Linked DNA regions of Mus musculus: region 1 is linked to region 2. A link is a loop called in an ENCODE intact Hi-C map of the cell type or tissue named here. Cell type or tissue: heart. All regions are shown on one strand. Each heading gives the region's core, and the rest is flanking DNA. Links, peaks and the distances in the headings are about the cores only.

Region 1 (16,416 bases), core at 3,667-11,666, 82 kb before region 2:
GGTTGTGGTTTAAAGAGGAACTAGAGTAATGTATTATTCATGAAAAGGTTAGCAAGAGCGGAACCCCCTGGTGCAAGTTTCCACAAGGATCAGAGGAATAGCATAGTTAGGCTGTTACTAGGGGACCCCTGGTGGTGGGTTATACAATAGACTAGAATTGTGACTAGGGTTTGAAACCCTCGCACCTGACTCCTAGAATAGCTGACTTTAGTTAGGGCTGCTTTTATCTCAGTTGTAACCACTGCCTGGTTCCTGACAATCTTTATATGTATGCATTTCTTTATTTTCTGTAAAGTATATTATGCATCAGATGACCTCAGTGTATCTTGGCTGATGTATCACCTAACTTCCTTGTTTTCTTCTGTAATATACGTCTGATGCTCACTTTGAGAAATTACACTCAAATTCAGCACTCTCTTGTATTCGTGTCTGTTTGTCACTCACTGACTCCTTGCCCACCTGAGTACTGGAATTCTGATTCTCCCCTAGGTTGAGGGACTCCGTCTGAGTCTGCCTGTGGCAGTGGTGGAGGGCTGGAGAGATGGTTGAGTGGTTAAAAGCAGGTGAAGAGCATTGACTGCTCTTCCAGAGGTCCTAAGTTCAATTCCCAGCAACCACATGGTGGCTCACAACCATCTGTAATGGGATCTGATGCCCTCTTCTGGTATATCTGAAGTATACTCATATAAATAAAATAAAGCTTAAAAAAACAAAACAAAAAAGAAACCAGGCCAGTGAGATGGCTCAGTGGTTAAGAGCACTGGCTTCTCTTCCAGAGGTCCTGAGTTCAATTCCTAGCAACCACATGGTGGCTCACAACCATCTATAGTGCGATATTATGCCCTCTTCAGGCAGGCGGATGTATATGAGGCAGAGCACTCATACATTACATAAATAAAGTTAAAAAAAAAAAGCAAACTAAACAAACAAAAAATCAGGGGAAGAGTTCATTTGGCTCACAGTTCCAAGGCACACCCCATCATTTAGGGGCAGTCAAGACCAAAGAGGATCCTTGCTTGTTTTATTTATTGATTTATGTTTTTTTGAGACAGGGTTTCTCTATGTGTAGCCCTGGCTGTCCTGGAACTTGCTATGTAGACTAGGCTGGCCTCCAACTCACAGGTATTTACCTACCTCTGCCTCCCAAGTGCTGGTATCAACTGTGTGCCACCATGCCCAGCTTGATCCTTGTTTTATTTTTACACTCTGCCTTCTCTACTCCTATACAGTCCAGGGCCCCAAACCAGGGAATGCCCACAGTGGGCAAGATACCACTTATATTAATTAATAATCATGACAACCTTCCACAAGCCAACCAGATGTAAATAGTTCTTCAATGTAGACTTTCATCTTAAGATAATTTTAGGCTGTGGCAAGCTGATATTTAAAGCTAACCATCACAGTAGGTCACATGTCCCAAAGGGTCTACCTCCCAAACTCCATCACTATGGAGGATCAAGTGTTCAAACTCACGAGACAGCAGAAAACACTAGAACAAATGTCTTCTTTTTTGATATAACAGAGCCAGTCAACACAACTCGAATGTTATACCTGAATCAGGAGCTGTACATGCATTGTTAATCATCCATTCTCCCAGTCACCTGTCCATGTGGGAAAAGCACGCCTGAGTTGTATACAGGACACATACACATAGCATCTTTTTGAAATGTTGACCATTGACTAGAATAATCATGGCAGTAGCTAGCATCTGCCATGGAAATCTAAGACCATGTCCAGGTAGGAAGACTTTCAAAGGCCATCCCATGTGCAGTGGTTGAGGCTCTGTGATAGAGCTACCTGCCTGGCATGCACGTGACTGGGCTTCACGCTGAGCATTTAAAAGAAAAGAGCAGAAGGAAAGGAACTAGCTGGATATGAGAGAGAAGGAGATAGCAAGCAGGAAAAGTTGGTACCAGCCTCATACACTAGGGTTCTTGACTTCTTCAGTGTGAAGATGGTCACTGTTGGATTTCATAGACTGCATCTGTGATCCAATCTAATAAATCCCACCTTTAATACATATTCATTCTACTGATTCGCTTCACAGGAGAACCCCGACTAATATCATCAATGACCTCTGCCCCACATAATGCACAGATATGCTTTCCAAAGGCGGTATAGTACTGTGGGTAAACATAAACAGCATGTCTAAAGAAATTCTACAACTTGCAACTTGCAGCTTTCCGACATGCATGCACAGCATGACCACCAACCGCTCCAGCAGCAATCAGCATCCAAAGAGAAAGGCGCATCCCAGGTCCCTCCCTTAGTCACTTAGCAATTGCTTTATTCTGGTTGTTCTTGTGGACACTGCAAGCAGGTTGCTTCTGTCTCCTGCATCCTGAATTTGTAGCTTGAGGGTGACAACATGACTGAGGAATAGAATTACTGATGTCAATGTTCATAAAATACTAGAGTGATACCTGGTACCCAGTGAGCAGTCAACAAACATCATGTGCTGTTATTCTTCTCATCAATGTACATACAAACTGACAATTCAATCTTTCAAGATCATCCAGTGCTTTCAGTAACACACTGTTTCAGTGGTCCCTATTCTTGGTGTGGGGATTGACCCCGGGGCCCCATGAGCACATGCTAGGCAAACACCCTACCACTGAGCTACATTCCAGCACCAGGAATTCAATGTTATCTTCAGAAGTATCACATATTGCTGTTGCTGATCACTGCCAAACCCTTTGGAGAGAAAGAGCACTTTGGATATTTTAAGGAGTTTTTGCTCTCGAAGGATGAGACAAGAGGTTTTAATGCAAGGTCCAGAGCATCCTGGGATATATAATGTCTTGGTAAAGGATTTATTCTGGATCACATTTCAAGACATAGCCCATCACAGCGACAGGGAAATGAAGGCAGCTGGAGCTGGAAGCAGCTAGCTGCTTTGGCTTCACAGTCTGAAGGAAGAAAGAATGAGTACAAACTCAGCTCACACTCTCTCTCTCTCTCTCTCTCTCTCTCTCTCTCTCTCTCTCTCTCTTTCGAGACAGTGTTTCTCTGTGTAGCCCTGGCTGTCCTAGAACTCACTCTGTAGACCAGGCTGGCCTCGAACTCAGAAATCCACCTGCCTCTCCCTCCCAAGTGCTGGGATTAAAGGCGTGCGCCACCACTGCCCTGCACGTTCTCTTTTTTATGCAGACTGTGACTCCTGCATAGGGAACAGTGTCACCTCCATTCGCTTAATCAAAAGGATTCACTACGGGTATTCCCAGAGCCCATCTCCCAAGTGATTCAGCAATGTGTGTGTGTGTGTGTGTGAGAGAGAGAGAGAGAGAGAGAGAGAGAGAGTGTTCAGAGTCTCAACCAGGCCCCATGGGACCTGTTATCCCCAAACTAAGGAGACCAAGGTCTAAGAATCTCTAGTTCAAAAGCAGCCTGGATCACACCATGAGTTCAAAGGCTAGTGTGGGCTGCATAACAACTGTCTCCAAAAAGGAAAGGAGGAGAGAGGAAGAGAGCCCTCTACTGCATGATTTTCCCTATCATATGTAATGTTTCTACAAATTAAGGGTATTCTCTTGTTGTTTGTTATCATTATGCACTAGAGAATCCCTAGAACTTGTATGTGAAAAGTTTGAGAAAAGGAAAAACAAACAAAAATCCAGATGACAGAATTAATTAGTAATTAACACAGCCCCCGCCCCCCACCCCCAGACCTAATGATTGTGGTGTCGAACTAAGGGAGGTGCTGGGGTTTCTGCCTGGAGCACTGCTCATTTGGGAGCACCGTGATGGGTCTTCTGTGTCTCCTTCCTTCCTTGGTAAATTGAGGGTGTTGGAGCCTGAGATTTCACTCCTTACAGCTCTAAAAGCTGACATTTTTGCATAGAAAACTACCTCAGGCACTCAGAGACATGAAAAACTGTTGGCTCTCAGGCATAGAACAATGTATGGACTGGTATATGTTAAGGTTATTTTATTTAGAAATTAACTAATTCAGCATGAAAAGTATCTACATATGTGTAAATAAAAATAAGTAGTAATAATAAAATTATCATCATCATTATTAATTATTATTATTAATGGTTCTATGTAGCTGGCTGTCCTGGAACTCCATCTTTAGACCAGGCTAGTGTTGAACTCAGGAATCTGCTTGAGTGCTGGGATTATAGGCATGCATTACCACCGTGTTTGCCACCTCCTGCTTTAGCTTCTCTGGTGCTGCTGGGATGATGTAAGCCAACATGCCTTGCTTAAAACAAATTATTTTAAGGGAAAAACAAATCAAGTTATTATAGATAGATTCTTTTTCTTTCCTTCCCTGTTTTTTACAGTGATTCTGGGGATCAATCCCTTCATCTCAAAGATGCTAGGCTAATACGCTGTCACTGAACAGAGTCCCGACCCTGATGATGCTTTTTGTTTTGAGATAGGCTCTAAACTGCCTACCCTGGCCTTGGAGCTTTGGATCCTGTGGCTTCAGCCTCCCAAGTAGCTGAGAATACTGGCAGGGCCTCCAGGTGCAGCCTGTTTTGTTTTATTTTGTTTTGAGACTGGGTACAAGTAACTGAGGGTGACCTTGAACTCCTGATCCTCCTGCCTCCACTTCCTAAAGCTAGGGATTACAGGCTCACAAGACTATACCAGCTGGTTTTTGAACACGAGAATGATAAATTAACTCCCTGCACTGGAAAACAGCACAGCGATAGGGCAGTTTGGGCTACTTGTGCATTTCGCCGTGAGATCCACAGAGGTGTCAGGCTGTAGTGGGCAAAGGGAAAAGGGAGAAAGAAAACCAGCTCCTTGTAAGGATGATCCAGCCACAGTTGAGGAATTAAATGAAGCCCAGTATTTCTCCATCTTGGGCTTTAGTTCTTTGTTTTGTTTGTAGACTAAGCCTCGTGCATTCATGCTGAACTCAAACTCACAACGCAGCTGAAGCTGACTTTCTTTTTTTTTTTAATTAATTAATTAATTTTTTTATTACGTATTTTCCTCAATTACATTTCCAATGCTATCCCAAATGTCGTCCCCCCCCCCACTCCCCTACCCACCCATTCCCATTTTTTGGCCCTGGCGTTCCCCTGTACTGGGGATATAAAGTTTGCCTGACCAATGGGCCTCTCTTTCCAGTGATGGCCGACTAGGCCATCTTTTGATACATATGCAGCTAGAGTCAAGAGCTCTGGGGTACTGGTTAGTTCATAATGTTGTTCCACCAATAGGGTTGCAGATCTCTTTAGCTCCTTGGATACTTTCTCTAGCTCCTCCATTGGGGGCCCTGTGATCCATCCAATAGTTGACTGTGAGCATCCACTTCTGTGTTTGCTAGGCCCCGGCCTAGTCTCACAAGACACAGCTATATCACGGTCCTTGCAACAAAGGCTTGCTAGTGTATGCAATGGTGTCATCGTTTGGAGGCTAATTATGGGATGGATCCCTGGATATGGCAGTCTCTAGATGGAACTGTTGCTCCTTCTGCCCCTGCCTCCCAAGTGCTGGGATCATACACTTAGATCCTGTGCCGGTTTACTACTGCTTTTTAAGGAAATGTAGGGAAACTTTCCTTTTTCTTGGTTTTCCTCTCCTCCCACCTCCACAGCAGAGCTGGGACCTCAATGCCGGTTTTTTATAGCATTGCTCTGTAATTTCTCATCTAGCTGTTTGCTTATAACAAGAATGAAGTTGAGCCATGAGTCTTTCATGTATCCAGGGGACAAACAATCCCTAGCACGTGAAACAGTGTATCAGGACACTGGAATCAAAACAGTGGTCGGGGTGTGGGCTTGACATGCATGCAGCCTCCTCATTGTTCCAGAGCAAACGACCTGGGAACCATAGCCAGTATTTAATGGATGATGATTTGGTGCGTGTGCACGCACATGTGTGCGTGTGTGGTGTGTGTGTGTGTGTGTGTGTGTGTGCGCGCGCGCGAGCAAATGTAGAGGTTAGGTGTCTTCCTTTGTGGCTTTTCCAGCTTTCTTTCTTTGAAACAGGTTCTCACTGTGCAGCTCTGGCTGGCTCACTAGATAGACCAGGCTAGTCTTGAACTCAGAGGTATCTGCCTCTACCCCTGCTTCCTGAGTAGAGGGATTAAAGGATTACAAAGCCACATTCAGCTCCATCTTATTTTCTGAGATGGGACTCCAGCTGAAGCTGGAGGACACTGATGGCTAGGCTGTCTGTCTGTCTGTCTAGCCCCAAGGAACTCACTGTCCTGCACTGGGGTTGCAGGCACGAACTACCATGCCTGTATATTAATAGGTGCTGGAGATCTGAACTCAGTCCCCATGCTTGCAGAACTGATCCAACCCCATAATTTAAATTTTCTAGGAAAAATTTCTTAGCAACAGTTGCTTCTAAAATATTAGCTTGAATTTCAAGGATCATTATATTGGCTTGAAGCAAAGCCCTAACATTATCACACCATGGTTGTTAAAACAAGGGGTTTTGTATTTTGATTTTTGTTTTGTTTTGTTTTCTAGACAGGATTTCTTTGTGTAGCCCTTTGTGTAGCCCTTGTTGTCCTGGAACTCACTCTATAGACCAGGCTGGCTTTGAACTCACAGAGATCCACCTACCTCTGCCTCCGCAAGTGCTGGGATTTAAGGCATGGACCACCACTGCCTGGCATCAAGTCAAGTTTTAAAAAACAACAAGATAATGAACATTTTGAAGTATTTAATAATATCTTGGTTAGCACTACTAGCAAAGCAGCAAACGGGGGGGGGGGGGGGGGGGGGGGGGGTTGGTGTAGTGGCCATGGGGGAACTTCTAAAAAAAAGCTGTTGGGTAAGGCAACTTACAAAGACAGAGATAATTGCTGATACAACATAACAAAAGGAATTCTGTCTTTTCACTTCATCCCAGTCTTTTCTTTGCTTAGAGATAGCAACATAGAAGCCATTCCCAGGAGTTTAGATTGCACTAGGCTGCACATATGTAAGGACTATTGTTCACAGATAGTCTGTTGTTTGGATGTTCCAGGGCCTAGAGAGCTCATGCTGACTGCATATACAAGGTTCTCTTTGCTTTGCCGTTTGGCCAACTGCCCTACAGTCTCCCCCATTCTCCAAATGCCCCCCCCATCATCTCCATTGTGCCCCCCTGTTCAAGAGATTACCTACAGGTCTTTTATTTACCAGAATGTCCAAGCTCTGCCCTTCAGTTGGGACTTAAAAGTTAGATAATGCTGTTGGACTTTGCTGGGGAAGCTTTCGGTTGCAGTATCAGTGACCACGGGTCTGTATTAAATGTCACTCTGGAATAATTATTCTCCTCTGAGCCGAAGGTAAACAAGGAGAGGGGTCTGTCAGCTTTCATCCTGCACAGCTAAGTACCCTTTGGATTTATCTGGTAAAGCTGAGAAATCTAAGATTGTTCCCGGTGTCTCCAACACTAGCCCCTTAAAAAAGAAAACAGAAAAGGGCAAATCCGGGGAATCTCAGAACTTTGTTTTTATTTCATCACTCAGAGGGAACAGTGACTCCGGATTTCCATGAGAATGACAAAAGTGACGGCCAAGGTCAGGACACACTGTAGATTCATCTTTTCTTACCAATTTGTCCGGCTGTGTTAGTAACCCAAAGAGCAGAAAACGATGTGAATTTTATTCTTAGGAATCAAATAATTTTTTTTTTCAAAATTATTTTAAGAGCACTATTAGGCCTTTCATGCATTGGAAAAGAAAGAGAGAAAGATAAAAGAATCCACCATGTTTTGAAATCTTCCTGGTGCTCATAGGGCAAAGGTGCTTGTGCCAAGTCTAATGCTGAGTTCGATCCCTAGGCCCTACACAGTAGAAGGAGCAAATCGACTTCAAAGGCTTTTCTCTGACCTCCAAAACTCCTGTGGCATGCCCACCTCCCTCCCCAGTAATAGTGTATGCACGGTAGTGTTCTTAAGTGGAACAGCAGTACTGATTGATTCAATATGCTAGGCCCTATGGACTGGTGTGTAATCTCTGAGATGGGCATTTAGGAGTGCGTGCAATTGTCTGTTCAAGTGCTTTGTGGATCCGCGTGGTCTTTTTGGGGGGACATGGAACAGGATCCTGGAGGGAAGTCAGGAGCAAGCCTAGGAGGCCTAGGCTTTCAGGGCTAGGACTATAAATACGCACAGGCCCGGGGGAATCGTGAGACAGGCGGTGCGCACATTGCACTTCCTGGGAACTGCGAGCCCAGAGCGGCAGGCGGGGCCAGGCACCAACCCACTTGACAAATGCGCGGGGGCCCAGCGCGCCGCTCTGGGCGCGCGTCCACATCGCGTCACGTGCGCGCGGTGGCCAGGCACAGCCACCTCCACCCGGCTTGCCGCACGGGAGGGACTCGTGACGCTTGCTTCCGCGACAGATGCTTGCCGTTTTGGAAAGCCAGGTCATGTACAGAAGACAGGTTTACCTTCTAGATGAGGATAGGGCATGGGGGCATAGCTCAGGGATCCCCAGCAACACAGTGGATGGATGAATGAAGTAAAAGAAAAATAAAGTGTCAGGAACTGTGAGTGGAGAAAAAAACCCAACAATTAATAGTGTCGGGAGTCGGGGGCGGGGGAAGTAACTCAATAATGGGAAGCTTACCTAAGCATGTTGTGCCTGGAGGACTGTGCTCTGCAGCCGGAAGGACAGGGTAAAAGGTCTATAAGGGAAATAACCCGGATGGATGCGTCCCAAAGTACACATGCCTCTCTGCCCGGCAGTTGCTGCTCCTTACCCCTCCTCCACCGCTTAGCACAGTGAGGGGGAAGGCCTGGGTTTACTTAACGGGATTATGGGTCATTCTCACTGTTAAGATGTGCCTGGGTTGACACATGCCCGTTGATTTCTAACGACCGTTTTATTTAATTGTTTGAGGGAGAGGCACCAACAATTTTGAAACTGTTATTTACATATGGAGGCTTAGATCTTGGTTTATCTAAAGTTCTTACTATATTTACTTTTTGGGGTCTGGAAGTCAGAGTACAACGTGTAGAAGTCTGTTCACACCCTCCATCACTCTGATCTCAGGAATTGAAGTAAGATCCTCACACTTGATTGTCATGTTCCTTTACTGGCTGGGGATGCTGATTCAGCGCAGACTTCCTAGCGCATCAAAGGAAGAGCCTATACTATCTTTCCTCCCATGATATCAAGGTGATCAATGGCTTCAGGTGTTGTCCACCTGGAATAGTCCTTTATAACGTTGTCCATCATCTTAATTGTGAATGTAGCTACCGTTGACAGTCCTTGCTGGAGGTTTTATTTCATTAGCAGTTGAATTCCTCTTCTCTAAGGAGCAGGCTCTTTCCTGGTGAGTTATTTAGTTGCCCAGAGTTACAGTGCATCCAGGACACACTGGATTGATGCTCGACTCTTTATTTTTGGAATGAAAAGTTGTATCTCCACATCCTCCAGAGGTGACCAAGGGATCTTTTTCTGAATGCTTATGAAAATCACCATAATTGCTATGTCTCAATATGCTGCAGCTGTTATTTTATTCATACATTTGATGCTCAGGATGCCTTCCTGTACTGGCTGGTTTTGTGTGTCAATTTGACACAAGCTAGAGTCATCAGAGAGAAAGGAGCCTCAGTTGAGGAAACACCTCCATGAGATCCAGCTGTAAGGCATTTATTTTCTCAATTGGTGATTAGTAGGGGAGGGCCCATTGTGGGTGGACCTATCCCTGGGCTGGTAGTCCTGGGTTCTATAAGAAAGCAGGCTGAGCAAGCCAGAGGAAGCAAGCCAGTAAGAAACATTTCCTCCATGGCCTCTGAATCAGCTCCTGCCTTCAGTTTCCTGCCCTGCTTGAGTTCCTGTCCTGCCTCCCTCCAATAATGGACTGGGATCTGGAAGTGTAAGTCAAATAAGCCCTTTCCTCCCCAACTTGCTTTTGGGTCATGCATGGTGTTACAGTTTTTGGCTACAGCCTAAGTCTCCACAATACAATTCAGCAATCAGGGGAAAGCAAGTAACACAATTTAAAAGGTAGGAAACTTAACAGGGTGGGTGGGCGGGGCCCACTTGGGTTCTTCAACAATAAAGTTCAAAGAGGAAAAAGGACATGAAACCTACAGAATATAAGAAACAAGAGAGACCGTGAGTTCCAGGAAAGCCAGGACCATTAGACAGAGAAACCTTGTCTCAAAACACCATCCCCTTAAACAACAGCAACAACAACAAAGAATCCAGAGAGACATCACATGACTGTGCTGTCTAGATCTGGTTTGGACCATCATTTTTCTTTTCTTTTTTATTAATTAATGGATTTGGTTTTGTTTTTTTATGGTGCTGGTACTTCACTCGTTCGGCAAGTGCTACAGCTCAGAGGATAAAAGTACTTGCTGCACAAATCTGTCAATCTGAGTTCAATCCTTGGATCCTATAGTGAAAGAAACCCAACTTTAAGAAGTTGTCTTCAGGGCTGGTGAGATGGCTCAGTGGGTAAGAGCACCCGACTGCTCTTCCAAAGGTCTGGAGTTCAAATCCCAGCAACCACATGGTGGCTCACAACCATCTGTAATGAGATCTGACGCCCTCTTCTGGAGTGTCTGAAGACAGCTACAGTATACTTACATATAATAAATAAATAATAATTAAAAAAAAAAAAAGAAGTTGTCTTCAGACAGGCGTGGTGGCACACGCCTTTAATCCCAGCACTTGGGAGGCAGAGGCAGGCGGATTTCTGAGTTTGAGGCCAGCCTGGTCTACAAAGTGAGTTCTAGGACAGCCAGGGCTACACAGAGAAACCCTGTCTCATAAAACAAACAAACAAACAAACAAACCAAAAAACAAACAAACAAAGTTGTCTTCTGAGCTGTGCATGCATGTACCATGGCATATACATCCCCATACACATTTACATCCATATAAAAAATAATGTAAGAAAAACTAACTTACAAGAAATATCAAGGAAATTTGACAACTGCTACTTCATTAATGGTATTAAACAATAACCATAATTTTACTTTAGGTATGTTAATATGCTGTAATAAATTAAAAAATATTCCTGGGGCTTGGGAGATGGCTTAGCTGTTTGAAGCGCTGGCTGCTCTCTCTCTCAGTTGACCTAGGTTTGATTGGAGCACCCAAATAGAAGCTCAACCACCTACAACTACAGTTCCAGGGGTTTCAGTGTCTTCTTCTGACCTCTGAGGGGACCAGGCACACATGTGGTGCACATATGTACAGGCAGGCTAAACACAACACTCATTCACATAAAATAAAGACATCTGAAAATTAATTTTAGAAATTCCTTGTGAAGTTAAGGTTTGTAGTTCAGTAGTACAGGGTGAGGCCTACCACACTGCATTGGACCTTCAGTGATACATATGCATACAAGTTGTTTTATTGTGTGTTTTTAAGGACAGAATGTAGCCAGGATGGCCTTGAACTTGTGGGGGTTTTTTGTTGTTGTTGTTGTTGTTGTTTGTTTTTGTTGTTTTGAGACAGGGTTTCTCTGTGCAGACCTGGCTGTCCTGGAACTCACTCTGTAGACCAGGCTGGCCTCGAACTCAGAAGTCCGCCTGCCTCTGCCTCCCAAGTGCTGGGACTAAAGGCATTCGTCACCACTGCCCAGCGGCCTTGAACTTGTTATAGAGTAGAAACTTGCCTTGAACTCCTGATCTTCCTGCCTCCGGTTCCTGAGTGCTGAGATCACAGTCATGCCCCTGCCACACCAGGCCTACATGTTTCTAATAAAGATAAAAAGCTGAGCTATCATAGATAAAATTATATCTGAGGGCTTCCCCCCCCCCAAAAAATAATCTAGTTGAGGTCCGTGCACAAAGCAGGTACAACATGACAGAATTTCACCTGCTTCAAACGGATAGTTATTGAAGGGGAGTCATGAGCCCTGGAGAGGAGAGCCACTAGGATCATTTCTCTGATTTTATATTGCTTGAAAATTACAAGAAACCTCATCTAGGAAAAAAAGAAAAAAAAAAAAAGAAAAGAACAGAAAATTGCAAAAGTGTATGACATTTATTTTAAAGTGCAGAGCGCCTTAGAAGGAAGCGGGAGAGGAACTGATTGTGGCAGAGCCACACCGACTCCATAAATATACTCTTTCCTAGTTGAGAAACATGTTAGCCACCTGCCAGCTGCAGGAGGAGAGTCAGAAGAAAGAGCTATGTGACCAAAGCGAGCCAGTGGTTGGGTTCATCACAGCCTGTGCTGGGGGCTTGGCACACAGTCAGCACACTTATTCTTTCAAAAGCCTGTGGAATTGGGGCTGCCATCATAACACCCACTTTACAACAGAAAGAGCTAAGGGCTGGAGACACTGCTCATCTGATAAACTGCAGGTCTATACCTCACAGGGATAGGATTCTTTCTCTCTGGAGCCCATACATTTTTTTCCTTGCCAATGTGTGTGTGTGCGTGTATGTATGTTTTCCTTGCCAATGTGTGCGTGTGCGTGTATGTATGTTTGCATGTTCGAGCATGCACATTCTCAAGTGGGAGGAGGATGAAACCCAAAGCCTCCAGGAAGTTAGATACAGCCCCACTCACAGAATTCCTGTTCTTGGGAAAAAAAAAGCAGCACAAATCTCTCTTAACACATGACAGCACTGTCTGTCCGTTCTCTTAAAGTTCATCACAGTCTTCCTGTGAGAGAAATACTACCGTGGGCCCCATCGCACGGATGAGAATGCTGAGATAGGAAGTAACTTCAAGATTATACAGCTAACATGCTGCAAAGTCAGACTGCCAAAGGCAAGGTATTGAGGGGTGGGGATGGAGAGATGGCTCAGCTGGTAAGAGCACTTGTTGCTCTTGCAGAGGACCTGGGTTCAGTTCTCCCCACATCGGGAGGCTCACAATTGCCTGCTATTCCAGTTCCAGGGTCTCTAATGCTCTCTTCTGGCCCCCAAGGGCACCTACACTGTGTTGCGTGCATTCACACTGCCAAGCACTCACATGGACTCCATTCTATTTCTCTCTCTCTCTCTCTCTCTCTCTCTCTGTGTGTGTGTGTGTGTGTGTGTGTGTGTGATTGGTGCTGAGGATGGAACTTAGGGTCTTATGCACGCTGAGCTCAAACACTGAGCATCACCCCGGTCCTACTGAGTGTGTATTGAGCACCTGAAAGAGACAGAATCTGTTGAGATCTGAGGTGTGGTGATTTTGCACTTCTTTTGTTAACTTAAAGGTTTCCAGCTGCAAAGTCTCCGAGGAGCTGTCAGGAGATGACAGAGTTAAACTCAGGCTCGGGCTGGTGAAAGCTCAATCAGCACCCCACAAAGGGTTCTACTGAACCCCATGCCTTAAGCTCTGTATTGCCTATGGATCTTACCACACTGCAACATGGTCTTTACCCTGGAATAGCAAGCTCATCTCTGCCCTAGAACCTTCCCTCTCCTATTAGAGTCATTTAGCTCGACAACTCTGCCTACACTCCCAGCACCCCCTATTCTGGAATCTATCTATTCATTAAATTTTTTTTATGTATTTTTTTTCTTCACTTTCATTTATGACTGTGTACCACATGTGTGCCAGGTGCCGATAAAGGCAAAAAAAATGGCATTGAGTCTTCTGGGACTAGAATCACAAACAATTATGATCTGGGATGTGGGTGATGGGAATTGAACCCAGGTCCTCTGGAAGATTAGCCTGCTTTTAACCACTGAGCCAACTCTCCAGCTCCCTTCTTTGGAATCTAAATGACTTTTTGAGTTGGATGAATCCAATTAGTTCTTAACTATCTACACTGCACACTTGTTATCTAACAATCTCAGTGTGTTCATTACCTGTATTACACACATGTCATTTTTAAAAATTAAATATTTTATGTCACTGTCTCGTCTAACCAAGGCTGGGATTAAACTCGGTGTTATCTAATTCTAGAATAGCTTGACTATAGTTAATTAAATATTTTTGTATGTTTGATTTCATATGTTGGGGGTACATACATGCCGTGGCGTAGGTGTGGAGATTAGAGGACAATTTTATGGAATGACTTCTCTCCTTCCACCTTTATGTGGGTCATGGAGGTTGAACTCAGGTCTCCAGGCTCAGGTACAAACACTTCACCAACTGAGCCATTCTGCTGGCCTCTTAGGTTTATTCTTTAGTTATTTCTCTATTCATTCTCTCTCTCTCTCTCTCTCTCTCTCTCTCTCTCTCCCCACCCCCCCACCCCCCGTGTGTGTGTGTGTGTGTGTGTGTGTGTGTGTGTGTGTGTGTAAGTCAGAGGACAACCTGTGGAAATTAGTTCTCTCTTTCTACCACAGAGGGCCCTGGGCTCAAAGTCAGATTGTCAAGTTCAGTGTTAGCTTCCTTTACCTCCTCAGCCATCTTGCTGACTCTAATTCCAGAATACTTTAACCATCCCCAAGCAATTTGATATCCATGAGCTGTCAACTCTCATTCACCCCTCCCTCAAGCCCCTAGCAACTAGTTTCTGTCTCTATGGCTTTGCTCTCTTGTACACATTTCATAATCATGGACCATCTGCCCCTCCATTAACTCTTCCTGCCCCACTTATCAAGTCTTTGGTGCTCCAATAACTGCTTTTATTGATTGGCTTCTTAACATGTCCTCAGAGAACAACCTTCTCCAAGGGCCATCCTCCTGCAGGCCTTTGTGTCAGACAGGAGAGAGAAGACACAGCAGACTGGGTGGATAGTTGTTAAATAGTTGAGGAAGATAAAGGAAATGGTTCTTAATATTTTATTTATTGTATGAGTGTTCTACATGGGTGTGCATCTGTGCTCTGCCCATGTGCAGTACCCAAGTAGGCTAGAAGAGGGCATTGGATCCCCTGGGACTGAAGTTACAGATGGTTGTGAGTCACCATCTAGGTTCTGGGAGTTAAAAACCCCAGGTTCTCTGGAAAGGCAGCCAAGGCTCTTAACCACTGGGCCATCTCTCCAGCCCAGAAATAGTTCTTAACTGGGACCAAAATTACAGATAGAAACAAATTAATTATTATACTTGTAATTGCAGCACACAGGAGGCTGAGACAGGATTGGTGTTTGAGGTCAGCCTGAAGAACATATCAAGTACCAGACCAGGCCAAAAAAAAAAAAAAACAAAAGAAAAAAAAAACAAAAAAAACAAAAGGATAAAAGAGAGTGTGAAGGGCTTGCCTGGCATGCTCAAAGAAAGCCCTAGGTTTATCCCCACCCCATCCGCACCCATGCTGGGACAGGAGAAACAACAACATATTTGATGGGGGAAGGGTGGAGAGAGACTGTGGGGAAACTTTATGGTCACTGTCTTAGTTTTATTACGGTGAAGAGACATCATGACCAAGGCAACTTCTTATAAAGAATTTAGAGGTTCAGTCCCTTATCATGGCAGGATGCAGCATGTAGGCGACACAGTGCAGGAGGAGCCAAGAGTTCTACATCTTGATCAGAAGGCAGCAGAAGGAGACCCTAAGTCACACTGGTGTAGCTTGAGCATAGCAGTCCTCAAAAATCTGATCCTACAGTGATACGCTTCCTCCAGCAAGGCCACACCTACTCCAAAAGGCCACACCTACTCCAGCAAGGCCACACCTACTCCAGCAAGGCCACACCTTCTAGTAATGCCTCTCCCTATGGCTAAGCATTCAAACACAAGTCTATATGGTCATACCTATTCAAACCACTGTAGTCACCCTGAAAAAATTTTACTTTACACATTTGATAACTGGAAAAGTCAAGACATAGTTTACATAAGTTATGTTCATTTAAAATTGTTTTGTTTTATTTGTGTGTGTGTGTGTGTGTGTTTGTGTGTGTGTGTTTGTATGTGTGAGTGTGTCTGTGTGTGTTTGTGTCTCTGTGTGTGTTTGTTTGTGTCCATGTCTGTGATTGTATGTGTGTGTGTCTGTGTGTATGTGTCTGTGTGTTTGTATGTGTGAGTGTGTGTCTGTGTGTTTGTATGTGTGTGTATGTGTTTGTGAGTGTGTGTGTGTGTGTGTGTGTATACACCATGGTATTGTGTGGGGGTCAGAGGACAACCTGGGTGAGTGGTTCTCTCTCTCCATCACAGAGATCCTGAACGTAAGGCAGTAGCTTTCCTTGCTAACCAGACTCATCAGCTCTCTGCAGTCCTTTCATGGTAGTTATCTTCTTCTAAGACTGAGGAAAAAAGACACGATGTTAACAATATTGATTAGGGCAAAGCCTCAGCTAATTAAGATGGTAAACCAACCAGGAAGGGGTGGGCAGAGACTTACTGAAAACAGGGGAGTTCTGTTGGCTGCTGAGGCTTAATGCTAACTTTACTCTAGTTCTCCCAAGACAGCTGCCTTGTCTCTTCTCTATCTGTCCTACTGACCTCTGTGTCACCAGCACAGAGGCCACCACTTGATTCCTGGTAGGCCATAAATGTCCCTGGCAATGTTCCTGACATGAAGTAAGCGATAAACATTAGTTTTAGGGGCTGAAGAAATGGCTTAGTGGCTAAGAGAGAGTACAAACTGCTCTTTCAGAGATCCCGAGTTTGGTTCCCAGCACCCATGTCAAGCAGTTTGGAAATATCTGCAACAAGGA
Region 2 (16,416 bases), core at 4,680-12,679:
AATTGAACTGAGACCCTGAGGGAAAGTGTATGTTCTTATAACTTAGTCTACTTTATTAAACAAAGATGGGTTTTAAGAGAATAGGCATTGCTTTTGGCATTAAAATATGAATGCTAAGTAGTATGAATAGTGACATGGATGATGTCAGCCTTTAAACTTGATTCCTTATGCTAGTTTTTTCCTTTTGAGGCAGTCCTACTCTGTAGTGCAGGCTGGCCTTCAAGTAACTGTGTTACTTAGGCTGGGCTCAAACTCACTGCAGTCTTCTTGCCTCAGCTTCTGAGCACTGGACTTGCAAATTCGTATGTTGCCCTGCCTGCCGCCTTATACGAGTTACATGGAACTGTATCCTCATGCGTCTGGTGTCATTTGAAAACCTTTGTAAACTGGATGTGAAGGACAGACACAAAAAACCTTGCCGAGGGTTGCACAAGAGTGAGCAGCCAAGTTGGAAGTCGAGGTAGTTTTCTCGTTGAGTAGTGTTTTCCAAGTTGGCTGCATACCAGCCTCAAGGAAGACCCTGGGAACGCTGTGCTGAGCAGGGCCAACTCTCTCTCTCTCTCTCTCCATTTATAAGTGCAGTTGATCTGTCTGAAATTTATTGTGACTTATGATTAAAAGGGAAAGGCTAAATAGATGCTTATTTTTAACCTACTAAACAGTTTAAATTTGCTGTTTGAATTGTTAGGCCTACTGTATAACATGCTTACTTTTGTATGACTGGATCCAGTTTGAACTGGTTTCTGATCTATTGCATTATGTTGAAGTTCAATACTCTATTAAGAGCTATCGATTTATAAAATGGTTTATTACTCTTCAAACAGTTAAGGATTGAAGGCAGTATTTTATAGACTGAATGGTGGAGAGAAGCGGCTCATGCCTGTAATCCCAGGCAGGAAGGAGAGATACAAGTTCAAGGCCAGCCTGGACAGGAGAGTAAGAACTTGGTTAAAAGAAACAAACTCAAAAGACACCCCTCAAGCCCCCAAAAAGTGTTTGTGTGGTAGTAAGAGGGCCTGCATTCCACAGTAAGAAAGTTTTTCTCTTAGGAGGAAGCCAGGGCATTGACTGCCTCAGAGAGAAAGTGTGGAGTTGTTTCCCACAGGACTGACCTAGGTTGCCTTGGATACCTTTTTGGTGGCTTCTTTCCTTTCTTCTTCTCTCTGTTGTGCACAAATTGAAAGATTTTATTTTAATTTTTGTCATAATATATAGAAAAGAAGTCTGATATTGTGAGTATTAAGTGAACAGTGGGTTGCTTGTTACTACCTGAAACATTTCGAACTGGTTTCTTCTTCTGTCCCTCTGGGGCAAATAAGTCTCTTTTGTGCTGAAAACTTGGTCTTGGGTATCTTGAGCCGACTTTGAGGTTCCCTTTAGTCCCCCATGGTGAACTTTAGTAGAATTGTACCTTAGTTTGTCAGTAGAACTTAGGATGAGTAGTGGGCTCGAGATATATGATCATAAGAGCATGCTTTTTAAAAATAAAAATACTTTGCTTGAGTGGGACATGGTGGCTCACATCTGTGATCAAAAGCACTTGGAAGGTAAACGCTGGAGGTCAGGAGTCCAGAGTCATCCTCAGCTCATAAGTTCTAGACTAGCTTGGCTGCATAAGACCTTGTCTCAAAGCAATCGAATTAACAACAAATTAATTTCCATTAAAGAAATTGTGGAGTCTCGCTGGGCAGTGGTGGTGCACGCCTTAAATCCTAGCCCTTGGGAGGCAGAGGCAGGCAGATTTTTGAGTTCGAGGTCAGCCTGGTCTGCAGAGTGAGTTCCAGGACAGTCAGGGCTACACAGAGAAACCCTGTCTCAAAAAGCCACAAAAAAAAAAGAAAGAAAGAAAGAAAGAAAGAAAGAAAGAAAGAAAGAAAGAAGGAAGGAAGGAAGGAAGGAAGGAAGGAAGGAAGGAAGGAAGGAAGGATAGAAGGAAGGAAAGGAAAGGAAAGGAAAGAAAAGGAAAGGAAGGAAGGAAGGAAGGAAGGAAGGAAGGAAGGAAGGAAGGAAGAAATTGTGGAGTCTCAAATGTTTGTCATGTAAGACATCATTAAGTTTAGAAAAGCTCTTAGGAGACTCTAGGCACATGAACTACTTCAAATATAGAAAATACCATTTAGCTTTTTACTATAAAAGATAAGGAAATCAATATTTTAAAAATCCCTTGCATTTCTTCAAGTTATCTTATTATTTTTTAACCTACAAGATAGCCTATTCACACTGGAGTATTCACTTAACCTGTCTGTCAGTCTGTCTCCCCCTTTTCCTTTCCCTTTCCCTTTTCCTCCTTCTCTCTCTCTCTCTCTCTCTCACACACACACACACACACACACACACACACACACACAAACAAACACACATGAAAGAAAAAGGAAAACTCACTTCAGTGGCACTTGAGCTTCATGGGCCCCGGGTTGGTATTTGTTGTCATTGAAAGGCTTCAGGGACTCTGTATTCCATGTCACTGTTGTGGCTGCACATAGGCTTTGCTCAGCTAACATGCTGGTGACAGCTACTTCAAGGGTCTTCCCTGCTACTGCCAGGTCTCTATTGCCTGCCTCTTCCCCCTTCTGCCTGTTACTCATGGCTTCTGCAGTCTTAGGATCTTGCTTACTGCCTGCTCTGCTACTCCTCTTTCAAGTGTAGCCCTCTGTATGTCTTGTTTCAGAACTTCCAGAGAAGAAAAGGGAAATCCTCCTTTGATCACTTATTAATATTCTGCAGAGGGTGCCTTTGCAGAGCAGAGCTCATGCTAGACTTCGGAGGCCTCTCCAGAAGGCTGTTAGAGACGTGTAACCTCAGGGTTAAGTAGCCACCTCTGGTTCAATCAGTTGTGCCTGGGGTGACAGATCAAACATCACAAAATGCAGCAATCTGTACAGGAAGAAACCGTTAACAGAGGCCCATGGATTTGACAGGGACCTTGCTTCCTCTGTGGTATAGTTACTTCCCAAAACCCTGGCTTGGTAGTTAAGCCCAATAGGCACTCTGACCCCATTTCTAGACTAGCAGTTGGAACTTTGTGGTTTCTTACCATTCCTTTCTGGTTGTGCTAGCCATTAATGCCTGAGCAGGTAGCCCTGTTCTAACTTTCAGACTCCCTCAGAGATAGATGGGGATTTGGGATTGTGGTCTAGTAGATTATGTAATGGAGTCTGTCAGTGGGCTGTGGGGCAAGGTGATGTGCCACTTGAGGCACATATCAAATTGGGTGGAGTTATTAGCAAGTCTTTCTTTCCTTCCTCATCCCCTCCTTTCCTTATAGGCTAGGAATTTGATGGAGGGCCTTGTGAATGGTAGGTAAACACTGTGTCACTCACTGAATTACAGCCCCAGTCCTTACCAACCTTTCTCCCCCTGAGCTGACAAGCTGGTTCTAAAGCTTATGATTTATCTGCAAGGGACTTGGTGTGACCTAAAACAGCCTTGGAAGTAGAAAAGAAGGTTGGATGCCTACTTCCTGTTTTGAAAATTTACTTCAGAGCCACACTAACTGAGACTGTTCTTTACCTGATCTCCAGTAAAGGTGGAGCAAGGATAACCGAATAGGGTTTTTAAAGAAATGATGTTGGATCCCTCCCACACACTACGTATACAAACTAACTCAAAGGAAAAAAAAATCACATGTAAGACCTAGTTATAAAATTGGAAAGAAACATTGGTATAAATCTAGCAAGTTTGGATTGGATAGTTCCTTAGTGGGTGGAGGCAGCTAAGGGAGTGCAATAGCGATAGTCTGTAATGCTTTGGGAATCCCTTGGACAGTCCTGATAACTCAAAGGAGGACTTCTCATGTGTGGTGTTGGGGCTTTTGTTAAGTAATGTGTGGCTCTTGAGGGAACTATTATCAGCCCAGATGGGAAATTTTCATTTAAACTATGTATTTATATTTAGACACCAGCTTACATGTATTGTTGGCAGTTTTAGGTAGATACTAGTGTGATTCCTTTTCAGACATCCTTATTGTTATTTTACTTTCCTCCCTCCTGAATTATCCTTTTCCTCCTTCCCTAATTGAAGTCCTCTCGTTTTTCCCATTTCCTTTGTCAGAGCACCTGCACCCTGCTATTCCATTCTGTCTTGCTCTCCCTCCCACCTTCAGGAATGGCCACTTTTTACTTTCCTAGTTTGGAGAGTAGTATAGAAAACCACAACTTGTCAACGTGCAAAGTTGTGGAGCCCAGTCCCAACTGATAAGTTTCTAACAGAACTCCTGCACCTAAGGCTCAGGGGTCACTGCAGGAGGAAGCAGAAAGATTGCCAGAGCCTGAAGAGCAGCAAGTTTGTCAAGAGATTGTGTCTCCTAGAAATGCCACAGAAGCTTCACCCATGATTTCTCACCATTATGGCTGCCTAAACATGTCCTGAACAAGGACAGCACCTACAGACATGCTTACCTGGAAATGGTGGTGCTCAAGAGACCTCAACCAAAGGCAAGGAACCACAGATGAGAGGAGTGGGGAGTGGGAGAAGTAGTCCTCCCCAGGGAGGACTCACCATCTGGTTGTCTAATGCCGAATGGCCACTCCTGAAAATATGCATACAAGTGACATTAAATAGACTGAGCAGATTGTATTTTTTATATATTAGGGATGTGTGTGTGTGTCTGTAACAACAAAGAAAAAAGAGGACACGAATTTGAAAGAGAACAAGGGGGGAAGAAACAAGGGAGAAATAATGTAATTATAGTCTCAAAAACATATTTAAAAAGTCAACTGAAAAGGGCTGGAAAGGTGGCTCAGTGGTTAAGGGATTGTCCTGTCCTTGCAGAGGACCCAAGTTCAGTTCCCAGCACCCACCCATGTGGTTTATAACCACTGTAACTCCAGCTCCCTGTGCGGGCCTCCTCAGGTACCCACTCACACACACATGTACACATAGAAGAATAAAATACATATTTAAGAAAATCAATTGAAGTAAAAAGCCAACCAGACAGATCCTAGAAAATCTAGATGTACTTCTTTCTGTAGCCAGGATTTCAAGGGGTTCTGCTGCTAAAAGGCTTCAGTCCAGATGGCTGCATATTAAAATTTAAAATGTTGTCTTTATGGAACTTATCTCTTTCAGGAGATGGGACTAAAAGGAAAACTACTGAATTATTTTTCCAAAGTGTATATAATTCTAACACTGAAAGCCTAATAAAGATTGCATAAAACTACAACACAACTTTCTTATGCATAGCTATACAAAATTGCAAATACAAGCAACAAAATTTAGTAGCACATTAATGCAAATTGTGTTTTTCCTAGAAATGTAAAAGTATTACTTTGCTGGACATTTACTTATGTAGCACATCATATTAGTATGCAGATAGTTAAGAGGCATTTGACAGAATTCAGCACATGTTGATAATTCTAAAGTCTCAATAAAGCAGTCACTAGAGAATGCTTCCTTAGCCCCAAGCTGAGGTTCTTCCTTAGAGAGGAGGCAAGTGCGCCATTTTGTTAAAGTTATGAACAAGATAAGGATATCTACATTAACCATTGTCAATTAATATTAACATAATTGGGCAAGCAGTGACATGGACATAAGTACTGGACATGATATGGTAGGAGGTAGAAAAGATAGGAGAAAGAAAAACTATTTGTAGGAAAGAAAACTAAATATCTAGAGAACCCAGAAGAACTGATAAGAAAACTATTGCAAAGAAAAATGAATTTTAGTAAAGTAGCAAGATTCTTATACAGAAGGCTGGTGACATGGTTCAACAGGGAGAAACACTTGTGTGTAGTAGCCCTGACAACCTGAGAGAAATCTTTGGGTCCCACAGAGTGGCCAGAGAGACCAGACCCCTGGGTTGTCTGTCTTCCAACCTCTTCCTCCTAGCTATGGCAGTATCTCCAGTTTTAGTCTTGCACTAATTTACATTCCCATCAATAGTCTGTTCGTCTCCCTCCCGTCCCCTCCCCTCCCCTCCCCTCCCCTCCCCTCCCCTCCCCTCCCCTCCCCTCCCCTCCCCTCCCCTCCCCTCCCCTCCCTTCCCCTTCCCTCCCCTCCCCTCCCCAGCATTTGTACTTTTCAGTGTTTTGTTAATTGCCATTCTGAGGGGTGAGGTGATATCTCATTGTGGTTTGGCTTTACAGTTCCCTAGTAAGCAGTGACACTGGACATATTTTCATGTTTGTCTGTCGACCATTTGTATATCTCATCTTAGAAAATGTCTGTTCAGATCATTAGCTTTTTTTTTAATCCAGAGACTTTTTAGTTGTTCAAACCCATCATATTTTCTAGATATTAATCCCTTTTCAGATACATCATTTACAAATATTTCCTCTATTCTATATTCGTCTCTTCATCTGTCGTCTCTTTCTTTGGTGCAGAAAGTCTCAGTTTGGCATAATTCCATTTGCCTATCACTGCTTTTGTTGGCTGTGCTTTTGAGATCTTAACTACCACCACCAATAACAGCAACAACAACAATGAAGACGCAAATTATTGCCTGTACTGGACTTGAAGTGTTTCAAAATCTTAGTATCTGCTAGCTCAAAATGTGAGTTTATCTGCAAGTCAGGTGTTTACAGAGATGATTGGATTTAAAACCGGTGCTGAGAGAGAGGCCTAATTGCTCTCTCTGGCTCTCTCACCCTGTGCATGCCAGGCAGGTGGCTTACCACTGGCTTATACCAGGAGAGATGCCAGGGTGTCTGTGTTCAGAGGGATGCCCCGTTAGGACATAGCAAGGGCTCTCTCTGCAAGTTAAGCTGGGAGGCTTTGGGGTGAAACCAGATTTCCAGCCCTCAGAGCCGTGAGAAAAGAAGTTGCTGACAGTGTTTATCTTCCATGCCCTACCCCCACACCGTGTGATACTTTCTCAAGGTAGCTTCAGCAAGCTAATACAGGCACAAAAGCAGCAATGATGATGCGGTTTCTTCAGAGCCCTTATCACTGACTAAAATTAGCTTGTGCTCAGTTATGTTTGTGCTCTGTTCCTCCCAGTAGTAAGCTCCAAGGCGAGAACAGGGGCTCGTCCTTCTCATCCCCACAGCAGTCACAGCACTGAGCAAAAGTAGCTGTGTCATTAACTTACTGATTCTGTCTCTGCAGTGTCCGGGTTTTTACAGAGCCAGCGCTCTTTTTGGGACTGTAACTTCTAGCACAGAGACTAAGAAGAAATAGCTTTGCAGCAAATAAGAGGCAGAAACTCCTTGTTCTTCTCTTTTACAGGCTCTTCAGTTGATTAGGAAGGCCTTTGAGGCCATTTTGGAACAGAAAATCTGCCCTTGTTTTAGATTTATTTTATTATTTGGTTTTAAAATAACTTGGATCTAGGAAAAATGCCCTCATAGGGGAAGAAGGCAGGGTCTTCGTTTTGTTCTCTACTCTTCTGTAAGTACCCGGCATAGCAGTCTTCAGTAAATGTTTGTTAAATGAATGGGAACCCATTTTCCAAAATTCTGCTTTGTTCTAGAAATTTCCAAATTGTGTTTTGCTTACTGATACTTAGTGTAACAGCAGTTATATTATAGAGGGTAAACGGTTTTGCACCTTTTGCCCCTCATAATTGCATCAGATGCCCTCTGTCTGTTCTCACTGGGGATGGGCGGGGTGGGGGGGTGGGGGGTGGTGGTGGTGGTGGTGGTGGTGGTGGTGTGTGCATCAGATGTCCCTGGTCTGTCCTCTCTGTTGTTTGTGACCTTGACTGCCCTTATGGATGACTCAGTCTAGCTCAGTGGCTCTGCTGCCACCCCGTGTCAGCAGTGGGGTACTACACCCACTGAATGTCCATCAGGAACCCATCCCATTCTTCTGTTGGGTTGCTCTTCATGACCTGTTTGTCTAAGTGACATTTCTTTCTGAATGGTATACATGAAGAAATAAATTCTTCTGTTTAAAAGCCTTTAGAGCTGGTTTGTATTTATCAATATAAGGAATCTATGCATTTGAATAAAATACATGAAAGTTTCCATATTTTAAAACATTTATATAAAATAGTTGTTTCATTTGTCAGTTTATTAAAAATCCCATAAACGATTTATAGAGAAGAAAATAATATTTTAAAAAGCTTTAAAAAATTTAAATAAGACTTTTGTTGATTTCTGCTTTATTTGCATAGTAGATTACTAAGTGAGTTGGTTCTAACCACTCTAGTCAATGGAGGAAATTAACTTGTCTACAGGCTCCTGCATCAGCTGTTTGAAATAGCAGTAGCCACAATATCAGTGACTGATGTGCAGAAGCCAGTTTAGAAAAGCGTTCTGAAACCATTGTTAAAAACTAGCTGATATTAAAATCATTTTAACTTGTTTTAAAGAGGTCAGGCAGTAGAGACGGCTCAGCAGTTAAGGGCACTCTTGCAGAGGACCTGGGTTTGGTTCCCAGCACTCGTGTTGGACCACACACCTACTGGACCAACACACATACTGAACCAATAAGTGAGCTCATGTTGAGCCCACACCCACCTGAACTCTAACTCAGGGAATCTAATTCCCTCAGCTGACCTCCTGTGTATCCACATGCATGGGACACAGTCATACACAGAGACACATAAAAATAAGTAAATAAATCTTTTATAAAAAATCAAACAAGCCAGGCATGGTGGCTCACACCTTTCATCCCAGCACTTAGGAGGCAGAGGCAAGCAGATATTTGCATTTGAGTTTGGGGTCAACCTGGTCTACAGAGTGAGTTACAGGACAGCCAGGGCTACATAGAGAAACCCTTCCTCAAAAAACAACAAACAAACAAATAACACCCCAGAGTTGCCTGTTTCTACAGCATTTGTTGTTTTTTTTTGGGGGGGGGGATAGGGCCTCACTATGTAATCCTGGCTGGCCTGAATCTCACTGTGTTGACTAGGCTGGTCTTGAACTCATGACAGTCCTCCTGTCTCCCTAGTGTTGGGATTACAGGTGTATGCTACCATACCTATCATAAGAAGTTTTAAATATTAGATAGGCACAATGATACATGTTTATAATCCTAACACATAGAAAGTTGAGACAGAGGATTGCTTTGAGTTCAGGGATAGCATAAAAAGACTCTTTCAAAATACAAATAAAATTTAAAAGTGCCTTAATGATTTTAATGATATTAAAAGGTTTGATTGGAGCAGTGAGATGGCTAAGTAGAAAAGTGCTTTTGTGACTGAGGACCTAGGTTTGGATTCTTAGCACCTAAATAGAAAGTTGGATGTGGCAGTGACTGTTGTAATTCCAGCACTGGGGAGGCAGAGACAAGAGACTCTCTGGGCTTACTGATAGCCAGGCTCGTCAACTGGTATGTTCCAGTTCAGTGAGAGACCCTATCTCAAAACTAAGGTAGAGAGCGAGAGGAAGATAGCTGGCATAGACCTCTGGCCTCTATGTTTATGTGCACTTACAAAAATAGGTTTACATTGTTGCTATTTTGTTTTTTGAGACCAGGTCTCATTATGTAGCCCTGACTATGACAAAACTTGCTATGTAGACTAGGTTGGCTTTGAATTTGTAGTAATCTTATATCTCAGCCTGCTGAGTGCTGAAATTATACGTATGGGCCACCATACCCAGCTCATTAAAAATAGGTTGAAGGAGCCAGGTGTAGTGGCACACACCTTTAATCTTAGCACTTGGGAGGCAGAGGCAGATAGATACAGATCTCTGTGAGTTCAAAGGCAGCCTGGTCTACGTAACTAAGCTCCAAGACAGCCAGATCTATAGCAAGACCCTGTCTTAAATCCTCTGTCCCCCAAAATAGGTTTAAGTGGGTTCTTAAAATAATTTTCAGGGTCAGCAAGATGGCTTAGTGGGTAAAGGTACTTGCTGCCAAGTACCATATTGATTACCCGAGTTCAATCCCCAGGACCCACACAGTGGACAGAAAGAACTGACTCCCATAAGTTGTCTTCTAACCTCCACATGTGGACAGTAGCACGCACTTCTAACCTGTACCCTTCCCACATCCCATTCAGCTCCCCAATAAATCAACAAAGAAGTGTAAGAAAAATTAAAAACAAAATAATTTTCAGTCAGTTTACTTGACCTAAAAATCTTACTTGTTGGAAATAGGCTCAGCCAACTTTTAATATTTATATCATTTTACCTATTGCTTTTATTTAGTAATTGATGTTTTTACTAATAAAATTTATTTTAAAATATACAACTCAGTTATATTAACATTTTTTAAGTTATCAAAAATAATTTATAATAGTTAAATGCCTCTTAAATATACATGCTATCTTCTGAAGCTAAAAGTAATATGCACTCAACCAGTTTTTAAAGTCTATTTGGAACATTAAACATGATAGAAGTTGAAAAAATAAAACCTCTCATGAAGTCCTCTAGGAGAGGAAGTTATGACAAGTTCATGACTAGACAGAAACTGTCCCATCTGTAAGGGAGAATACACAGCGTAACTGTGGCTTCATAGAATGAATTGGGTAGTGTTCTAGTAATTGGTATTTATTCTTTACAGTATATTTTTATTTTTTTCCCATTCTCCAATTACTTCCAGATTCTCACTAGAATTCTATTCCTTACCCACCTATCTTTATGTTCTCTCTTGTAAGAGAAAAAAAAAGCCATAAAAAACCATAGATCTCATTTGTGTTAGCTATCTTCTACTGAGTATGGCTATAGACTCAGTATTTACTGGGTATATCAGAATATTTCACTGGAGAAAACTGATTCCCCTCATCCAAAGCCATCATTTTGAATGGCTTCTTTGCTAGGAGTGGCACCTTGTGCTCACTCTCCCTCTTTTGTATTGGGAGTTTTGTCAGGTTTGAGCTGTCTAAGTCTTGGAAATGTTGACAAAGTTTCTGTGAGTTCCTATGTGCACATTGACTCTTGTGTCTGGAAAATGCTATTTTAAAGAAATCATTCACCACCTCTTACTCTTTAGCCCCACCCCACCCCTTTCCACATGGATCCCTGACCCTCTACAGACGGGTGAAACAAAGAGCCCATTTAGGACTGAGTCCTCCAAGTCCTCTCCCTCTCTGCATGTTGTCTTGCTGTCTGTCTTTGCATTAATGACCATCTCCTGCAGGAAGCTTCTCTACTGAAGGTTGAGAATAATTCACTGGTCTATGGCATAGTGGTTTGAATGAAAATGATTCCATACACTCATAAGGAGTGGCACTATTGGGAGGTGTGGCCTTGTTGGAGTAGGTGTGGCCTAGTTGGAGGAAGTGTGTCCCAAGACAGGTCCAGTGGCATTTTCTCTTCCTGCTACCTGCTAATCGAGATATAGAACTCTCAACTACCTCTCCAGCACCATGTCTGCCTGCATGCTGCCATGCTTCCCACCATGATGATAATGAACTAAACCTCTAAAAGTGTAAGCCAGCTCCAATTAAATGTTTTCCTTTATAAGAGTTGCTGTGGTCATGGCATCTCTTCACAGCAATAGAATCCTAACTAAGACATAGGGCATACCAATATATCATTAGGAATCATTTTATTCCTGAATATGCTCATTTAGCAAAATAATAGAGGTAGGTTTTCCAGAGGGTCCATGACTTGAGTGGGCCTTAAGCCCCCCCCCCCAAAAAGTGATTGGTTAATTCCATAACATTCATGCCACTATTGAATGAGCAAGCACATCTTGAAGGCAGGTCATCACTAAAGCTCACAGGGTTTGTAGCCGGGTGAGATTGAGCTTGATGAGATTTCTGGTGCTGTGCTTAGAATCTTCTAACACTATGAACACTAGCCAATAGGGTGAATCTTCTAGTTGAGTACCACTTAGATTTCTCCACTTTCTATGGTAGAAGTGTGTGGTGTCTTCAGCAATAACATCTTACCATCAAGTTGGAAATAGCCTGTGGTGTTTGGGGAGCCTGTGGGACCCCTTTGGCTAGTGACTCAGAAAGATGTAACCCATTCTTGATACTGAAAATTTTATTTGGCAACAAATAATATCTACTTGTGGTATTGTCTCCCCCATAATATAGTGACTCTATTTAAATTCCTTTTATACATGTATATATTTTAGGAAGTTTCTACAGTAGTAGATTTTCAAATAGCTTTTCTAAAGGTATTTATAATGTTAGTTGTTCACCCCCATATTCCCTCCTCTATGCTGTCCTCCCTTCCCCCACCCCATGTAATCCTTGTAATTCCACCTTTATTCACTTATAGCATTATATTCCATTTCCCTTCCTTAGATGACCCTCCCACGATGCTTTTTTATCTCAGAATTTTGTTTCATTTGCTGGTTTTTCTGAACTCTGTCCTCGTTGTTGACACTTCTGTTTTGTGTTTCTTGAAATTACATTTTCATCTCTTTTTTGTTTGCTTTCAGATGGGGGTCTCATGTAGCCTAGGCTGGCTTTGAACTTGCTGTGTAGGAGAGGGTTTGAGCTGCTGATTCTCTTGCCTACATTTCCCAAATGCTTTGGATTGCAAGTGTGTGCTGCTACATCTGGTGTTTTCATCTCTTTTGGCCTTTTCCTACATCTCCCTTTCAATTTTCTTTCTTCCTAAGCCTCCTTCTCTTTCAGTGCAAAGACCTGACCCTTTTCTTGCCTGAGTTTTCTTTTCTCTGTTTCTCATCCCCAGGAGCATCACTGTTCCTGGGGCTGTAGCATCAGCAGCCTGATTTCCTCACTACGGCCAGCATCTCAGCCCGTCTAGAAGCCATCTGGAGCTCTGCGGTGCCCACCTGGCCCCTTCTGCTGTGTTCCCAGGCTCCTGGCTCCCATCACTCCTCTCTCACCAGTGCTTTGTGTGAGAGTAGCATGGAGGATTGCTTAGGCTCTGTGTATCCAGCCTGGGAAACAAGGGAAGCTCTGAGTCACCAGGGCATCTACTGTGATTGCCCTTTCTTCCCACCACATGGACTTGGGTACTTTCCATCCCTGCTGGTGTTCAGATTTGAACTAAGGGCCTCACACATGGAGAGCTCTTGAAATAGATTCATCTCACTTCATTACTATCTACAGAAACATTTAGAAAGCCTGGCGTTTAAATACCACCTTCTTGTCCCTTCCTCATTTCCCCTTCTCTCTTCCTATCAGCCACCCTCTGCATTGCCTTCATTGCAATGTCGCTAAAGGTAACTCTTAGTGAGCTACTCTCTCTGGCCATGTGTCTGTCTGCCATTTAGCTGGGCATTTAGCTGGGCATGCTACTCATCTTCAGAGAGACAGACACTTATGCTTCCCAAGACACAAGCCCAGTGCTCAACCAATGAGTTACAAACTTGGCTCTTAGCATAGTAGAGGCAGTAGTTCACATTGCTGCCTTCATTGATGTCTCCAGAGGAAGAAAAAGGGGCTCTATCCTTTTCATATACTTTTCTGTCTTCAAGGAGTAATAGATCGTATCCAGGCCCATTTTCACTTTCCTATGACAGAACACTGTTGTAGATCTTTCTATTCAGAACTTCCAAACTTTCTAGTGCAGTGGACATAGACCAAAGCTAGTGTTTTGCAAAGTCTGATTCCATCCCACAGTTTCTTACAGGTTTTATAGTTTGAGTAACAATGTGAAGATTCCTGTCTGCACAGACCTTGTGAGGGTGGTCTCTGGGTCTCATGAACACCAAAAGGATGTTTCTATTGTAGTTTAAGTGTGTTTACAAAAGCAGATGTGGGTAGCCATTGGGACATTCTTTCGTTAGCAAACATAGTCAACTTTCTACAGATAGCTTTGTAAGCATTTGCTTTTGCAAGATAAGAGAACAGAATTCAACTGAAACAAGTAGGAGTATAAGCAGAGTGAAGGAAAATTTAACCCAGCCTGTCTCTTCTTCCTCCTGTAGCCCCCAAGCTACCACAGTGCAAGGCTACAGTTAGATTGTGCTGGAGTGTATTAATGTACTAAATGGTTAACCTATATTCTCTTTCTTTCTCTATCAGAGTTAAACAACAGTTAAAACCAGCCATCAAGTGGCAGACATTGTTTCTTCCTCCCCTCATTTTGTCCTTATTCCTTTTCTGGAGCTTTGAGATTTTGAACTAGTCAGGGCTTGATTTGCTAGTTATTGAAAACCTTGGGCTGCTTTGCTTCTTGCAACCTTTTCTTTTCCCAGGAAGTTTCTCATGTATTTGTGAGCCAGTACTTAAGTGAGGTGCTTTGCTATGTTACCTGTAATCTGAAATAATTTCAACAATTATTTGATAATTTATACTACAGTTGCCTCTCCAGAATTTATATTCTAAAACTTTTCACAACTTTTTTTTTTCTAGAGAGATTGGGACAATTATCAGGTCATTAGGATGCTGCCCGACTGAAGGAGAGCTGCATGATTTCATTGCAGAGGTAGGTACATGGTTGAGAAAGTGTCACTGAGCTGACTCTAGAACTTGTAATACAAACCAACCAACCAACCAACCAACCAACCAACCAACCAACCAACCAACCAACCAACAACTAACCCAAAAACCCTTACCTCAAACTGAAACTGCCCTAACTTACTGAGGGTGTTGTTTGAGAGTGTTAGAATACCTGTGCACATAAGTCAACCAATGGAACCCGTAAGCATTTTGATCAAGTTGTGAAGGCAACTATTGATAGTTTTTAAATTAGTTGAAAATAAGCCAGTGAAGACAAAGAAGTCTGATCACGTGGAGAAAGACCAGTAACAGGTGTATTTAATAATAATGTTGGTTCAAGGGTATACAGAGAGACTCTAGTTTTTATTTATTTGAGGAAATAAAACTAAGCTTCAGAACAAATAATAATAACAACAACAACAATAACAATAGACTAAAGAATAAACTTAAATAGAAAAAAATGGAGTTACACATGATAAAGTTAAACATTGCCAAACAAATTCTCCAGGAAAGCCAGTTTCTCTCTCTCTCTCTTTTTTTTTTAAGATGTATTTATTTATTATATGTAAGTACACTGTAGCTGTCTTCAGACACTCCAGAAGAGGGAGTCAGATCTCCTTATGGATGGTTGTGAGCCACCAAGTGGTTTCTGGGATTTGAACTCAGGACCTTTAGAAGAGCAGTCAGCAAGACCCGCTGAACCATCTCACCAGCCCTTTTTTTTTTGTTTTTTTTGAGACAGGGTTTCTCTGTGCAGTCCTGGCACAGAGGAACTCGCTCTGTAGGCCAGCTGGCCTCAAACTCAGAGATCCACCTGCCTCTGCCTCCCAAGTGCTGGGATTAAAGGTGTGTGCCACCACTGCCCAGGGAAAGCCAGTTTCAATGGGCATGAAAATAAAATCCTTCAATTTTAATCTGGTTAATAAGAATATTAATCAGTCTAAAATTCTAAAAGTTACTATTATTCATAATAATAACAACAAAAATTAACCACATTAGTTAAAAGATTTTGATTGGTTTTTCTTTGTGTTTATAGATTAATTGAAATGGGTAAGCATTTCTGACCAGAGGAGACTGGTGGCTCTGCCTTCCTCAACCCTAGGGAACAAAGATCTGATTGGTTTGAGTTACTTTCCTTATAAGGCAGGGAAGAGAGATGCTAAACAATAGGAGAATCATTAACAAGTTACTCCAGGCAAGTCCTCCCCTTCCCCCCAAAGATTAAAACAGAAGGATTCTATTATCTTGCCCATTGAAACTGGCTTTCGCGGGGAATTCTGTTTGGCTGTGTTTAACTTTATTATGGGTGACTCCAGTTTTTCTTTTTAAGTCTGTTTTGGGACCTAGTATAGGAGCTTAATCCAAAACAAAAGTCTCTTGTAATCATTTGCTGTGTGAGCTGAGGCTAGGAGAAAGGAAGCGTGGATGGACAGTCCATGCCCCTGGAGCTTCATACTCCATTTTGCTTTCCAGAAAGATCTCTGGTTGAACATGAAATGAAAGTTTTAGTTGAACAAAGAGAGACCTTCGGGGGGGGAAAAAAGCTGCCTAGACCACCAGTTGGAGAAACATGTAAGAGAGTTGCTTTTCTTTGCTTGGGGGCAGTGAGAGGTTGTTGGAATATTAACAAGGAATGAGAAAGAAAAGCAACGAAGTAGAATTTGTCCTGTCTTCTTGCTCCTTATACTTGGTAGAGTCCTTGTTTATTCAATGCTATGTTAAAAAGAAGGAGTTTGGAATTTTAGGTTGATGCAGATAAACTTGAAGTAGTAAAATTGATGCTACAAAGGATTTACTAATAAGCTTGCTTAGGAAATATTAAGTTACACAAAGTGGAATTTAGCTAAAGGAGTGCCTCCAATATGACTATAAGTTAAGAGCTATACTCACCAGACTTGTTAGAAACTGTAGGAATGAAAAACTTGTACTATAATGGAAGTTTAGGGATGTGAAGAAAGTTTCTCCAGGGCTTGGAGAGATGGCTCAGTGGTTAAGAGCACTGACTACTCTTCCAGAGGTCCTGAGTTCAATTCCCAGGAACCACACGGTGGCTCACAACCATCTGTAACGGGATCTGCTGACCTCTTCTGGTGTGTCAGAAGACAGAGCACTTATATACATAAAATAAATACATTTTAAAAAGTTTATCCAACATTAATTTACCAAGATTGACCTTCAGTTAGGCTCTATTTCTATAGCAAAAGAAGAAAATTGAT

The links. Hi-C counts contacts between places; a loop is a spot of excess contacts. Peaks named below come from ENCODE experiments on the same cell type or tissue, not always from the same donor. Only the 100,000 strongest peaks of a DNase experiment are listed, where the experiment ranks them.
Region 1: a loop joins it to region 2, with 3 times the contacts of the local background. A loop is called at or near these places in 9 of 42 quality-filtered maps.

The regions. Positions count from the first base shown.
Region 1 is chr1:178,360,869-178,377,284 of GRCm38, forward strand. No RefSeq gene overlaps it. Among named protein-coding and RNA genes, the nearest start is that of Gm24919, 22 kb to the right of the region's middle. In heart, for the core only: no CTCF peak of the experiment used is centred there; DNase peaks (open chromatin) are centred at 8,173 and 8,613; H3K4me3 peaks cover 1,471 bases; H3K27ac peaks cover 2,533 bases.
Region 2 is chr1:178,441,703-178,458,118 of GRCm38, forward strand. It overlaps Efcab2 (EF-hand calcium binding domain 2), which reads left to right. Exons shown (of 7, transcript NM_026626.3): 3 at 14,114-14,186. Among named protein-coding and RNA genes, the nearest start is that of Efcab2, 44 kb to the left of the region's middle. In heart, for the core only: a CTCF peak has its summit at 7,718; DNase peaks (open chromatin) are centred at 6,729 and 7,659; H3K4me3 peaks cover 595 bases; H3K27ac peaks cover 1,464 bases.